2 separate regions of the Homo sapiens genome follow, and region 2 is linked to region 1. Evidence: read pairs that join two places in POLR2A ChIA-PET (ENCODE). Cell type or tissue: endothelial cell of umbilical vein. All regions are shown on one strand.

Region 1 (8,000 bases):
GACATGGATGGAGCTGGAGGCCATTATCCTTAGCAAACTAATGCAGGAACAGAACACCAAATACTGTATGTTCTCACTTACAAGTGGGAGCTAAATGATGAAAATACATGGACACATCGAGGGGAACAACACGCACTGGGGCCTATCGGAGGGTGGAGGGTGGGAGGAGGCAGAGGATCAGGAAAAATAACTAATGGGTACTAGGCTTAACACCTGGGTGATGAAATAATCTGTACAACAAACCCCCATGACACACATTTACCTATGTAACAAACCTGCATTTGTACCCTGAACTTAAAATAAAAGTTAAAAAAGAAAGTTATGGGTGCTTAAGGAAAAAATCTGTCCTATATGCAGCCCTCTCTGGGCTTAAGTTATCCCTCACTGGCAAATTAGGCAGAACAGGTAGTTCCAGAATGTTTGGGGTCATTTCGGCTTGCAGCCAGTCGGTGATGCTTAAAATATTAATACATGCCAGTTACCACCAGAGAAAAATTTAAAACATGAGAGACAAGAATGCAAATTAGGTTTTCTGAGTAATAACGGTATAAAATATTAAATGGATTCTGAGTCAGTAATTCATATCTAATAAAGTAAAAATAGCAGATATCAAGACCTAGGAAACTATGGTGCTGTTTTAAATGGGCCATTCTGTTTATATTGCACACCAAGTCAACATATTTATTTTTGTAAAAGCTAAATGGGACTTAATATCAGCCCAATTTCAAAAAATGGGTAAAAACCTAGGTATGTAAAAGATGCGGAAATGGCCTAGGCCTAGCTCTTATTCTGGAAAATGAGATCCCACATGATATACCCACTCAGACACATACACACAGCCAAATCCTAAAATAAACTTAATCCTGCTAAGGATTTTCCTCCCAGTGGCGCACTCAAGTGGCTACATCAATATTCAGGAAGAAAAACCAAATATGCATAGAGAAGCCAGCTTTGAGGAATACACTTAAATTCTTATTTCTATTTCATTTGTCCCACTTCCTCCCTCCTGGATATAGGGTGTATCTGGAAGTAGAAAATGAAGAGAAGTTCTTCCCTTTTGCCCTCACCTCCTGCCCTCATCCCCGTCCCATTTTCTCTTCCAACCCATCAGCCCACTATCTCTATGGTTCTGAATAAAAGCACAGAGGGGTGACAGAAGAGGATAGCAGTATCCCCACTGAGCAAACAGACTCTGTCCAGAGGGTGTCCTGGAGACGCTCAACAAACTGTTTAAAAATCAAGTTCTTCTCCAGCCTTAGAAGGCTGGGCCAGAGTCTTACTAATGAGCTAGTGATCTTTTCAATAAAGCCAACAAATCACCAAACGTGTCTTATAAAATTCAGTCCTCATCTGATAGATGATGAGACCATACAGTGAAACAAATGTCTATTGTGGAAAAAGAAAAACGAGATTTTGCTTACCGCCCCTCCTAAGTTTAAACAGGCTTAATTAGTACATTTTCCCGAAAGGGAATAAATCATTTAGTTAGAAACAGGAAATTTCTTTCCAAGTTAGTTTGAGGGAACAATGAGGCTTAAGACCTCAGAGGTGGTCTACTACATTAAATGGCAAAAACGGCAATTACTTTTGCACCAAACTAGTAGTTTTCTAAAATCTAGAAAGAGCAGAAAACTGTGCAGGGATTTACATGAGAGTACTATATTCAATTTTTTTAAAAATAAGATAATCTTTAATGGGCAGCCACTATGTGCCAGCATTGTGCTAGGTGCTGGTGGATACAGCAATGAATAAGACATGGTCTCTACTCTCATGGAGGGTGAGGTAGTAAGCAGATAATCACAAGCTGCAGGGTACATAACAGGGGACCTAAATTAATCCAGGTGAAGGGGAAGGCTGGGTCCTGAAGAGGGAGTAGTAATTCTTAGCTAAGTGAAATGAGTAGGGAAGAACCTCAGTAAGTTCAAGGAGAAAGATCAGCCATGTGAATGCTCCAAGTTGGAGAGTTAGGCTGCCATCTCCTAACTCCTCTCCCTGAGCACACCACAGTGTGGCTGCTCCCTTTGTACACAGTCCAAACACATGGTCTGGGCTATTTCGAAGAGCATTAAAGAGCAAGGAGTCTTCTCCTGCATTACTGCAAACACACCTCCTTCCCGTTCCTGTTTCCTTTTCCCACCTCAACATCTCCTCGGTGCGTGGCAAGTGGATCCACGTCCTAGGGCAGTGGCTCTCCAAGTCTGATGAACAGAAGAATCATCTTGTGAGCTTGTTCAAAATGCAGATTCCCAGGTCCTACCCTGGAAGACCCTCTGAAAACTGTACATTCATAAGTGCAACCCCTGCCCTACCAAGTGGTTCTGATGAATGTTTTAGCTAGCCTGGTCTTTCTGCAATTAATTTGAAAAGAAGGATATTCAAAACTGGCAGGGTAACATCAAGGACAGGTGGCTGATTTCCTAGATGCTCTCAGCAAAGATCTCCCTGGGTATGGGCCCTTCTGTGGGTCTCAGCTGGTCTCCATGAACAGAGGGGCTGAGGGACTGTTCCCCTAATTCTCAGAAGACAGGAAGGAGAGGGGATGTTAAGGAGCCCTGTGCAGCCTCAGGGTGAAATTTTCATGGAAGACAGTTTCAGAAGTGGCTTGACTAAGCTGTTCTTTGGTTCCATAAGTGCAGTGCAAAAGATGGGTTTTTAAAAGTATTTTATAAAATAATTTCCATTTTTAAAATCTTAATATCTCTCATAACTATCATGAAATTTATACTTAATCAATGTAGATAATTGGCTATAAACTGAGTAATGCCTTATAATCGATTGTTCTGACATTTAGAGAAACTTACCATTCACCTAGTTTGGGTGATTTTCTTTCCTGTGTAAGTAAAAGAAACTTTAGAAACCACTGTCCTGAACTCCGCTTTGCATAGACTCCTTTTAATTTTCATGTTAACTTGGATCCGGTAAGAAGGCTTTGTTTTCCTGTCTGTAAATCTGTCAGTGCAGACAGCAAACTGGATCCTCCTCTGGTTCATTTTATAGTCAGCAAGTTTCCCAGGCAACAAACCACCAAGCCCACTCCATCAAATAGTAACCAATTTTTTCCCCTGACATGTCTCTCAAGACCTCCCTCCCAGCTGGCCATCAGCACACCACTCACCTTCTGTCTGTACTGGAGGAGAGGATGGGTAGTCCCTGGGAGGGCACAGGAATACTGGCCAATTGATCACCCAGCAGATGCACAGCTGGGGCGTGTCCTCGCAGGCCTTGCCCTGGGCTTCCAGGGACCAAGCATCTATGCCAGGGGCTTGCCTTTCTTTCTCTGCATTTTGTGATTATCTGCTTAATGTCTCACTACCCCATAAGGGTAGAGACCCCTTTCTTTTTTTTTTTAATCACTAAAAAGGATTCATCCAGTGACGCATATTACCTGGAATACAAATAGTTACAGAGCAAGTGATGAGGCACAGGTAACCTTCAAGATATTGCCCCAGCAACAAAGATGGGCCTTTCTGATTCAGCTTTACCGAGAAAGGTGACATCTTGGTTCTAGGCTTTGCCATTTTCTTTTGTTTTTTAAGAAGATTTTGGGCCAGAAACAGTGGCTCACGCCTGTAATCCCAGCACTTTGGGAGGCCGAGGTGAGTGGATCACTTGAGGTCAGGAGTTCGAGACCAGCCTAGCCAACACGGTGAAACCTTGTCTCTACTAAAAATACAAAAATTAGCCAGTCGTGGTGGCGCAGGCCTGTAGTCCCTTAGTCCCAGCTACTTGGGAGGCTGAGGCAGGAGAATTGCTTGAACCTGGGAGTCAGAGGTTGCAGTGAGCCAAGATCATGCCACTGCACTCCAGCCTGGGCCACAGAACAAGATCTGTCTCAAAAAAAAAAAAAAAAAAGAAGATTTGGATAAAATGTATTTTTCCATCAGACGTGAATGACAGTATCCTTGCATCCCATAGCCAAGGAGGTGCTGCTTTTGAAAAAGTTTTCAGTTGCCCCAGAAAGAGGCTGATGCTATGTGTCAAAAGCACATACTTCCTGTACATGGAATGCATTTGCCTCAAGCCTATAAGGTTCTTAGGAGTCCTGCCTTGGAAAACAGAAGTTCCTGAGTTAAAGAACTTCCCAGTGGTATTTGAGGGTCTTCAGAATTGAGCAGTAAGCTCTGAGGACCAGATTGCTGGGATCTGAACCCCATCTCCATTACTCACTGGCTGTGTGACCTTGGGCATGCTGTTTAACCATGCTGTGCCTCAGGTTCCTCGTGGTGGCATGAGGATAATAATAGGGCCTCCCTCTTGGAAGGCTATGAGGATTACATTGGCGCATACACAGAAAGTGCTTAGAGCAGCACCTGGCACATGGGAAGCATTTAGTAAACGTTATCTACGATTATTGTTCACTCCCCTCATGAAGATCAACGCAGGCTGGCTTCACAGAGAAAAGGGGAGCAAACCCGGACTCAAATGGCACTGGCTACGTCTGAGAAAGGCAAGGCCTCCTCCATAGGACATGATTCACCCACAGAAATCACTAGAAAGGTGGCCTGCCTGACATTATTTTTAGCTTTAATGAAAAAAGCAATCTAGTCCAAATTAGATGAGCTGGGTCACTGTAAGATCCAGCCCTGGGGCATTGTTCAGATTTTTTGGTTCTGGTGTCATGCTGGGCTGGAATAAATTGATTTAAAAGAGTTAATAAAAAATTCAGTCTCCCTCCTTCCAACTGGCATTGCAAAGGTCCCTAAAACATCTCAACTAATAGGCTACTTTCTTGTAAAAGAGACTCTCTTTAAAAAAAGAGTGTAAATTAAAATTACCTAGCTTTCCAAAATCACTCCCAATGCGTCTCTTCTTTGACCTATCTCTTTATCCAACTTGAGCCATCCTGGGGGGATTCCTCTCAAATTGCCCACATTTCTGGGTCTTACTTCACTCCTCAATGAAATTTAATGGATTTGGCTGGTGGTTCGTTACTGAACCCACGTGGAACAATATGTCATGCTTCATGCATGATAAATAAATGACATTTCTAAAACAATAGGGATGAATATAAACTGAGATCTAGAGCAAGAACCTCCAAGTGACCGCTGGGCATATCATAATTAACTAGTGATTTAGGACAACTCAATTTCCCATCATCATTGTATGGGGCCTTAAGGAAATCCACCAACACTTCACTGCTTCTTGAAGGAGATGCTTGGAGTCTGAATGGAATATTGTCAGGTGAAATTAGGCCACTTCTGAGTTGTGCAACATTCCCCTTCAAAATCTTGCTGATTATGCAAACACTGAATAATTACACTGATTCATGTATTATTCTCCATCAGAATGACAAAGCATTAGCACTGGCACCCCATTTCACTTTGCTAATGAAAAACAGCAAGCTTTTAAGACCACCATCCATCAAGAGAGAAAAAGAACTCATTCAGTGTAATGACAGGTGCATGACAATGGAAACACGGTTCCCTCTTTTTTTTTTTTAAGCATATGGGTTGCTGCCAAAGATTAAAATCATTCTGTGCTTAATATCATTCTCTTTCTTTGTGTTCCTCTGAGGTTTCGTATTTTCTTTTGGCAGAGAAATAAAAAGGTTGAAGCCAGAGATCCCAAATTCCCAATAGTATCTTTCTATCATTTCATACTGTGTTGGTGAGCATTTTCCACTAGGGTTTCTATCACTGTCTTTAAAGACTAGTGCCCTCCCTTTCAACAGTCCAGGGAACAAATCTGCACAAAGGTAGTTCTTAAAAACTATTAACAAACTGAACTGAGAAGGGAATTTGTCCCAGACAGTGCTCCCCACAGCTGGACAGAGCGTGATTTTCACCAAAACAGAGTATAATTCACAGGCAGCACCAGAGATAGGCAGGGATGGGGCCCTCTAGAATCTCACACAAGCAACAACAGTCTCCTACAACTCAGATGGCCAGGGGAAGAGAAGGATCTGTGTTTCAGTTATAAGAAGGAGTGCATTCTAGTACCTCTCCCACGCAGCCTCTTCTCATGCCTTTCTAGTCATGGCCTAGACTACCTCTCAGAAGCATTACTTAGCTAATTTTCTCCCCAACACTCTAAAAAACTGTTTAAAAGACCCAAGCGTAACACTTCATGTGTCAGAAGTTCTTTATCCAGCAGCATCAGCTGTGAGAAATTCAGCGTGGGCCTGGCATGGTGGCTCATGCCTGTAATCCTAGTACTTTTGGGAAGCTGAGGTGGGGGGATCGCTTGAGGCTAGGAGTTCAAGACCGGCCTGGGAAACATAGCAAGACCTCGTCTCTACAAAAAAATTAAAAAATTAGCTGGGCGTGATGGTGGACACCTGTGGTCCTAGCTACTTTGTAGGCTAAGGAGGGAGGATCTCTTGAGCCCAGGAGTTCAAGGCTGCAGTGAGCCATGATCGCATCCCTGCACCATCCTGTCTCTGAAAAGAAAACTTAAAATTTAGCTTTGAATTCAGTAAAAAAACATTAAAAGGTAGAGCGAGGGAAAGCCTCTGAGCAGGCAAAATAGATACCACTAAGTCAAAGCACTTACAGCTCAAAGACTTTATACGACGGAAGACTCCTTAGGGAAGATTCGGGATCAAGTCTCTCTCTCTCTTTTTCTTCTTTAGAGAGGAGGTCTAACAAGCTTAGTGACTAGATTTTCCAATCCACAGCAGATTCAGAACAACAACATAGAAGGAAGGTGTACTAGATTGAACAGTATTCCCCACAAATGTCCACGTGGAAACCTCAGAATGTGACCTCATTTGGAAAAAGGGTCTTTATAGAAGTCATTAGTTAAAATGAGGTCACACTGGATTAGGGTGGGAATCTTATTCAATGACTGAATAAGAAGAGAAAACACAGAGACAAACAGGGAGAACACGCCACGTGACACTGGAGGTAGATAATGGAATGATACATCTACAAGCCAAGTACGCCAAGTATTGAGCCTAGGAGTTCAAGACCTACCTAGGCAACAAAACAAGACCTTGTCTTTACAAAAAAAATAAATAAATTAGCTGGGCATGATGGTGCACACCTGTGGTTCTAGCTACTTGGGAGGCTAAGGAGGGAGGATGGCAGAAATCACTAGAAATGAGGAGAAAGGTATGGAACAGATTCTCCCTCAGTACCCCCAGAAGGAACCAGCCTTCGGCCTCTTGGAATGTGAGACAATACATTTCTGTTACTTACGCCACCCAGTTGATGATACTTTGTTATGGCAGCCCTGGGGAACTAACATAGAAGAGTACTTAGAAACAAGCACACTGAAGGTAGTTTAGAAAAAAACTACTGGCAGTGTGATATCGAGGGAGGATACCAAGACAGATATGTTTTTTAAAAGACATATGAATTAAAAAACCAGAGCTGGCATCATTCTGTCTGGTGGCAAACCGATACGTCCTCTCCAAGAAGACACTGCAAATATAAAGACATAATTCAATTGTGGATGACGTTCATAATGATGACCTTGAATTGGTTTTTAAAAGGCTGGATTCTGTTGAGGGTACTTAAACAAGGCCTCACTGTACTGCCTCACCCCATAGCCCTAAAAAGGAAATGTATTTGTTTGCCACTTGGATTGCACTAAATATTATCTTTTCTATTTGGCATCTCAACACGGCAGTGTATTCTTTTGTTACTAAATTATTGGGACTAACATTTCACATTTTCTTCTCTGGGAATCCTGATAAAATTATACAGCTTCTCTATGATACGTGCAAAGATGTTTCTACACTTAGTTGGTATTTGTCTTTCTATAGCAACTGCACACACTCACGCACACACTCACACACACACAAGAGAACACAACAGAAGAATCTATGATTAGAACTCCAGCATATGGACACCTATGCAATCAGACTTTTCACTATGGATTTCACACAACAACTAGAAAATCTTATTTTTGGAGAATGAACTATGAAGCTGGGCCAAGAATGATTATATCTTGACTTCAAATCACTTAAAAACTCTATGCCTCAATGCCACCCCTCATCTATTAAGAAATAGAATAAAAAACACAGTCGAAAATGTTTACGCACTACGGCCTATATA
Region 2 (8,000 bases), 380 kb after region 1:
GTAGGTCATTTACTCTGTTGACAGTTTCTTTTGCTGTACAGAAGCTCTAAGTTTAATTAGATCCCATTTGTCATTTTTTGCTTTTGTTGCAATTGCTTTTGGCATTTTGTCATGGCTTCCCTTCACCTTCCATCATGATCGTAAGCTTCCTGAGCACCTCAGCAGAAACGGATGCCAGCACTAGCTTCATGTACAGCCTGCAGAACTTCAAGCCAAACAAACCTCTTTTCTTTATAAATTACCCAATCTCAAGTATTACTGTACAGCAATGCAAAATAGACTAGCACAATATAAACGCAAAAATACTCAAGAAAATGCTAACAAACTGACTCCAGCAACACACAAAAAGATTATACACCATGACCAAGTGGAGTTTATCACAAGAATGCAACATTGGTTTAACATCTGATAAACAATCAATGTAATACACAATATTAATAGAATAAAGAACAAACCCCATATGATTACCTCGATAGATACAGAAGACAAAATTGATGAAATCCAACACCCTTTCATGATAAAAGCATTCAACAAAGTAGAAATAGAAGGGAACTTTCTCAGTCCAATAAAGAGCATCTTTTAAAAAATCTACAGTTAACATAATACTTAATAGGGAAAGACTGAATGCTTTCCCCCTACCATTAAAAACAGGAAAAATATTCACTTTTACCACCCTATTCAATGTTGTACTGAACACAAATTTGCCTGGGCAAGAGAAATAGATAATATCCAATTGTAAGGAAGAAGTAGAACCATCTCTGCTCAGAGATAACATGATCTTGTATATAGAAAATCCTAAGGAATGCAAAAAAACTATAAAAATTAATTAAAGTGTTCAGCAAGTTTCACAACACAAGATCAATATACAAAAAGCAGCTATATTTCTATACACTAGCAATGAACAACATGAAACTGCAATTAAGAAAACAGTTTTAGTTACAATAGCATCAAAAAGAATAAAATACTTAGGAATAAATTTAACAAAAGAAGTGCAAGACTTGTATACTGAAATTTAAGTTCTAAATAAATAGAAAGACATCCCCTGTTTATGGATTGGAAGGCTTAATATTGTTAAGATGGCAGTACTTCCCAAATTGTTCTACAGATTCAATGTAATCTCTATAAAAATTCACCTGGTTTCTTTGCAGACATTGGCAAGCTGATCCTAAAATTTATATACAGCTGCATGGGACCCAGAATAGCAAAAAAAAAAAAAAAAAATCTTTAAAAAGAAGAACAAAATTGAGAGGATTCACACTTCCCACTTACAACACTTACTACTAAGCAACAGTAATGAAGTATGGTACAGTCATAAAGATAGACAAACAGATCAATAGAATTAATTGAGAGTCCAGAAATAAGCCTGGATGCCTATCATCAACTGATTTTCGACAAGGGTGACAAGACACTTGAATATGGACAGAATAGTTTTTTTTAAATAAATGGTGCTGGGACGACAGAATATCTACATGCCAAAAATAAAGTTTGACCTCTACTTCACACCATATATAAAAGTTAACTCAGAAACAGTGACATGTACCTGTAGTCCTGCTACTCAGGAGGCTGAGAGGCAGGAGGATCCCTGATCTCAAGCTCAGGAGCTTGAGACCAGCCTGGGCAACATAGCAAGACCCCATCTCAAAAAGACAAAAATGAACTCAGGATCATAGGCCTACATGTAAAAGCTAAAACTGTAAAATTCTTAGAAGAAAGAATTTTACAGGACTAAATCTTCCTGGATTAGGCAGTAGTTTCTTAGATAAAACACAAAGCATGAAAAGAAAAAAATAGATAAATTGGACTTACATCAAAATTTAAAATTTCTGTGTTTCAAATGATACTGTCAAGAAAATGAAAAGAGAACCCACAGAATGGGAGAAAATATTTGCAAATCATGTAGCTGCCAAGGGACTTCTATACAGAGCAAAGGACTCTTACAACTCAACAATAAGAAGAAGACAAAGAGCTCAACTATTTTAAATGGGCAAAGAATTTGAAAAGACAATTATTTGGAGAAGAAATACAAATAACCAAAAGAACATTTTAAATGTTCAACGGCATGTCATTGGGATAAAGAAAATCAAAACCATTTCATACCCATCAGGATAACCACAATTAAAAAAACAGAAAATAGCAAGTGTTGGCAAGGATATGAAGACATTTTAACCCTCATACTTTCTTTGTGGTATTACAAAATGGCACAGCTGATTTGGAAAACAATGTGATGGTTTCCAAAAAATGTTAAACATGGAGCTAACATGATCCAGCAATTTCACTCCTAGGTATATACAAAAAAAAATTTAAAACATGTGTCCACACAAAAACTTGTCCGCAAATGTTCATAGCAGCCATATTCAAAATAGACAAAAAATGGAAACAATTTAAATGTCAATCAACTGATGAATGGATAAACAAAATGTAATATGCCACTATAAGAGAATATTATTTGTCTATAAAAGGAATGAAATGGTTGGGCGCGGTGGCTCACGCCTGTAATTCCAGCACTTTAGGAGGCCACAGCAGGCGGATCAAGAGGTCAGGAGTTCGAGACCAGCCTGACCAACATGCTGAAACCCCATCTCTACTAAAAATACAAAAAAAAATTAGCCAAGTGAGGTGGCGGGCACCTGTAATCCCAGCTACTCAGGAGGCTAAGGCAGGAGAATCGCTTGAACCCGGGAGACAGAGGTTGCAGTGACCAGAGATCGAGCCACTGCACTCCGGCCTGGGCGACAGAGGGAGACTCCGTCTCAAAAAAAAAAAAAAAAAATGGGAATGAAATAGTGACACATGCTACCACATGAATAAACCTTGAAAACATTATGCTAAGTCAAAGAAGCTAGACACAAAAGGCAACATATTGTAGGATCATTTATATGAAGTTTCAGAATAGGCAAATCCATACACACAGAAGTAGATGCCCAGGTCTGGATGGGTGGAAGGGCAGAGAATGAAGAATGACTGCTAATGGGTGCAGGATTTCTCTTTGGGGTGATGAAACTGTTCTGTAATTAGATAGTGGTGATGTTTGCAGGTTGCACCATTCCAAGTATAGTAAAAATCACCAAACTGCACACATATAAAGGCTGGATTATATGGTATATAAATGATCAAGTAGAGAACAATTAATATACAGTAATTTTTAAGCAGATACACATCATAGATAGAAAATCATAGATAGAAAATCACAGGTAGAAAATGATGTGCAAAGGAATTTGACATCACTTCTGTCCCTGGGTCATGTATTCATCTTTCTCAATTTAAAAAAATACTGAAGTCATTTCATTCAAGATAAATTATCTTTATTATCTACTCTATCAGATTTCTTTCAAACTGAAAAAACAATACATGCTTGTATTGCCGCTTATTTTCCAAGAAAAAAAAATCCTGAGTATCAAAGAAAAACCCAACATTTGCCTTTCCCGTGACTCTCACTCCTGCTATTATCCCTTCCTGAAAACAAGAAATGTTAATTTAGTGTCCACATTTTTCTACATTCATATGAATGCACACAACTGAAAATATTCACACCAATAAAAGGCTTTTCTGATTTTACAAAAAATACAATCATTTATATACATTTCTCTGCAATGTACTTTGCTGGTGGCCTTTCCTATCGGTCATTGCATATAAATCGAACTCCTTATTAGTAGCTATGTAATATTCTAGAAATCTGGACATGCCACAGTTTATTCAATCACTCCCTATTGATGGCATTCAAGTTGTTTTACTTCGCTTTGTCACATTCAATGTGTATCTTTATACATATCCTTATAAGCTAATTCTTTTATTTTTGTAGGATAAAATCCTCCAATATAAGTTTTAAAGACTCAGAAAATCATTACTCGGCTTGGCAATAAAAAAGTTCATTATGTTTCATTAAGCATCCTGCTTGGTGGAATCAGGGGAAAATGTATTTATTTCTCAGCACTGAATCATTACCCTCTGTACAGATTACTTTTGTTTGCAAATACATAAACAAAATACAAATTGCCTATGTTCACCAAACAAAGCTTTAAATTCTAGCTGCACCAGGGAGCAAAGGAGGTATGGTGAGAGACACATTTCCTGGTACAGGAAATGAGCAGCAGGGTGAGGAAGCAGCTTGAGGAAGCACTGCTGGACCAAGCTTCACCTTTGCCTGCAAAATCCCCCTGAAAATAAACACTCCACAGGGGTCCTGAGTGCAGGGTTACAGTTAGGTTTGGGATTAGGCTTAGGTGAGAACCACAAGTCCTTTCAGACCATGCTTGCCCTTATTTAGCTCTCCAGTTTGCTTCTCTTGGTTGGCTGGAGCAGTTTTTTCAAGAAGGTAGCGTGGATGGTGTGATTCCTGCGCCCATACACATCTAAGAATAACTTTCTATTGCCATCACACACAAAAGACAACTTTGCTTATTTTAAACTTTACTTGTCTCCCTCCAAATTCTGTAGATACTGAAGTTTTTTAAGCCTTCTAGCATATAGTGATTGTGAAGATAACACAACTTTTGTTTATTTGCTGGTGTCATTAGAAGGTATTTAAAAATACTCCCATTCCAGCAGGTGTAGCTAAAAAGAGAAAAGAAAAAAAGAAGGTATTTTCAAACCTCCATAATTGTGTGCTCTGCTCCCTGCATTTTTCCCAGGAGTATGTGTAAAGGGGTGTCCGTGTGTGTGTGTGTGTAGAATATAAATAAAGTAAATTAATAAATAAACTCTCTGGCCGGGCGCAGTGGCTCACACTGTAATCCCAGCACTTTGGGAGGCCAAGGCAGGTGGATCATCTGAGGTCAAGAGTTTGAGACTACCCTGGCCAACATGGTGAAACCCTGTCTCTACCAAAAATACAAAAATTAACCAGGCGCAGTGGCATACGCCTGTAATTCCAGCTACTTGGGAGGCTGAAGCATGAGAATTGCTTGAACCTGGGAGGCAGAGGTTGCAGTGAGCCAAGATCATGCCACTGCACTCCAGCCTGGGCAACAGAGCAAGAGTGTCTCAAAAAAAAAAAAAAAAAAAAACTATCATTAAAATGGCCAACAGCTAAACCGTCTGGTCTAATGCACTCACAGCTTATCTAAACTAATAAAATAAGGAAGGAAGGTCATATGAAATATGCCCACAGCAACATGATTATATCAGTAATTGTGAGTCTTGAAGAGCCAAACAGAAAGGCCACAGAAAATTAGCCTGATGTGATAATTTAGAGATCTGATTTTGCTATTCTCTTACTTTATGTTATTCAATGCCACCAGAAGCAGCCATCCTACCCTGTTGTTCCAGAATGTTTAAATTATTTTTTGCCATCAGCTACTCAGTTTTTCAGAGCACCACCTTCTGGCGCACATAGAGGGAACGTAACAGTTGTTTTACACTGTTGGGATACTAACCCGCAATATGAAAGCGAATTTTCCCCCTTTTCCCCATTCTGGCCAGTTTCCCCGCTCCTCAAAAATCTACCTTTCTCTTAGGGTATCTTGCCAACTGGAGCAAAAGTGGAAGTTATAAGCAGAATATAGGGGAACTTAGAACCTAGAAAAGGTAACCCAACAGGTTTGAAAAAGAAACAAGGGCCAATCCTAGAATTTGTAAGAAGTGATAAAAGACATTATGGCATTGCAACTAGGATGAATGAGCAGATACAACTATATTCTGTCATTTTATTGCTCTGCTAAAGTTTCAGTTCCAGAGAGACACTCCTGTCAGTCTCAGGTTGCATTCCCATTTCTTGGCAGGAAAGGACAAAATATCTTGACTTATGGTTCCATTGTAATGACTCAAGTAGAGAGGAGTCAGTTTCCCAAAATAGCATCAGAGTGCTTTTAGGAGAAAAAACTACTCAATAATTCCTGCAATTGACAGATAAATTATCTTTTCTAAATAGATTTATAGGACTTTTTAAAAATCTGTATAATTCAAAATTTTTCTTTGAATATATGTAGATGTGGATCTCTTCTGTTTTCATCTGAAATGCAGTGAACCCCTGCAGCCTGCAAACTTAGGTTTTATTTCATCTTTTATGATTGCTTCTATTCCATGTGTTATGCTGTCTTCCCTAGAAACACAAAGTAATCAAATGTTAGAGGTTTCATTTTCTCTCTTTCCTTCTGCTTGTGCATTTTTTTCTGCATCCTAGAAAAGCTTCTCAAATTTGTTCAGTACATAACTGATTCTGATTTACAGTTAGGTACTGATCATGTTATTGTGCTCTTGGTTTACTTGAAAGCCTTCCATATCTCAACATGCTGTCTTCTTTCAGCCTGTTGTCTCATCATGGTGTTATGTTCCTGTTTCACAACACAATGCCTCATTGAATTCTATTATTGCAGATTCTAAACAATCTCCTGTAATTTTCTTCTTGTTCCTATAGGCTCTTCAGAGATAGAATCTTTCTATGAGGTTCCAGAGTACTGTCCTTTATCCATTGTTCTGCAGTATTTTTTTACTGGGCTCATGTGTTGCTGATGTTTACTCGTTCTCAAATGAGGCAAAATCTATCCATACTCCTTGAAAGCTAACAGGCAGGTGGTATTTGCAATTGACCCCATTCTCTCTCTACTTCAGTATGAATCAAAGAATCCACTCAGGTCTTTAAGGGATAGACCAATGTGTCCTGTTCACAGTTTATTTCCCAGATAGTCATCTTGAGAAATGACCTATTGGTGAAGTAGCATCTTTCCCTACCTCCATGGTCCAGTTCTTCATGATAAGCTTCACTGTGACTTAAAATCACACCGCTCGGCAGTATCTCCCGGTACCTGGACCTTGTGTTTTAGAAAGCCCCACTCTGACATTTTTTTGGATTATGTCTGTCTCTACCGCAAGAGGAATCTGCAAGACCAAGGGCATGTGCCCACCCAGAGCCCTTCTAGACCACTTCCTAGATGCTCAAGAGCCTTGAATTCTCTGCCCAAACAACCCCAAGCCTGCTTGCAGGACCTGTACAGGCCTTGTCCATAGGTGCATCCTCCCAGGGGTAAACCACACCACTGGTATTTACACTCCCAAGCCCAAAGAATGTCCAGGGCAGCTATTTGCAGAGGCTCTGGACATTCCAGGTGGGGCATCCACACACATGTACTCAAAGATGCTTGCAATGAAGGAGACAGTGATGGAAAGGGAAGGGGGCTCAGGTGGGGGCCAATGAGCTTGGGCCCAGCCTTCTCCTAGCCACCACATTTCAGCATGAAACTCCAAGGAGTTTGAAAATTCAAAATTTGAGCCTGGCCTTCCAGACTATTTTGAAAGCGTATTTGTCAAAGTAAGTGTTAGAACTTATTTTATCTAACCTTGAACGCTCGGCCCCAGGTCCTGTAAATATTAGGGGTGACCTAAGGAGCAACTTCTAAGGCTCATCCTGCCTCCTCCCACTCACAAAGAAGCAGCTACTTAGTTCCAGAAGCTCTTCGTAAGTATGTGTGTCAGTAAGTAAAACATAATCAAGAAGGGTCCAAGCTTGCAGTCCCTGGATGGATTGCCATCACACTCATGTGTGAGCAGGGCTCCCGAAGCTTTAAAACTGGCTGTGCTGTTCTCTTTGCTTTACCTACACTCTATCAGGCATCTTCTAAAATTAAACTGTTGCATCCACATTGAAAATCTCCTCAGGCAGGTGTCATCCACACCACCTCCTTCTCACCGCCTCAATGATCTCCAACAGTATTCTACAGAATTTTTAGCAACCACGGTGTAAACCACCTTCGTGTTCCAACCAGAACTCCTGGGATCTGTGTGTGTGGTGTGTGTGCACTCCTCCAGCTTCCGTGTGTCTTTACTTCTAACAGCCCATACCTGTGGCTCTTTTAGAGGACTGCCATCAGGCTACAAGGCCACTTTGCCACAACAGGCAGAAAACAAGGAACACTTGGGAATTTACATCTCCTTGTTTGGCCCTTAGACAATGATCAACTTGTATTGGAATATGAAACCCAGCTCCCTGGCCTGAGTCTGATCAAACTCTCAGGGTAACTTACCCACCAGGGTTCCTCGGATACATCAAGCCAAAGCTACCTCCCGCA

The links. ChIA-PET counts read pairs that join two places held together with the same protein. Peaks named below come from ENCODE experiments on the same cell type or tissue, not always from the same donor. Only the 100,000 strongest peaks of a DNase experiment are listed, where the experiment ranks them.
Region 2: POLR2A ChIA-PET joins it to region 1 with 8 read pairs; 2 of 35 experiments call an interaction of 5 or more read pairs at or near these places.

What each region holds. Positions count from the first base shown.
Region 1 is chr5:72,142,814-72,150,813 of GRCh38, reverse strand. All of the region lies in intron 2 of MAP1B (microtubule associated protein 1B), which reads right to left. Among named protein-coding and RNA genes, the nearest start is that of MIR4803, 23 kb to the left of the region's middle. In endothelial cell of umbilical vein, no CTCF peak of the experiment used is centred here; no DNase peak of the experiment used is centred here.
Region 2 is chr5:71,765,590-71,773,589 of GRCh38, reverse strand. No RefSeq gene overlaps it. Among named protein-coding and RNA genes, the nearest start is that of CARTPT, 50 kb to the right of the region's middle. In endothelial cell of umbilical vein, no CTCF peak of the experiment used is centred here; a DNase peak (open chromatin) is centred at 4,119; H3K27ac peaks cover 888 bases.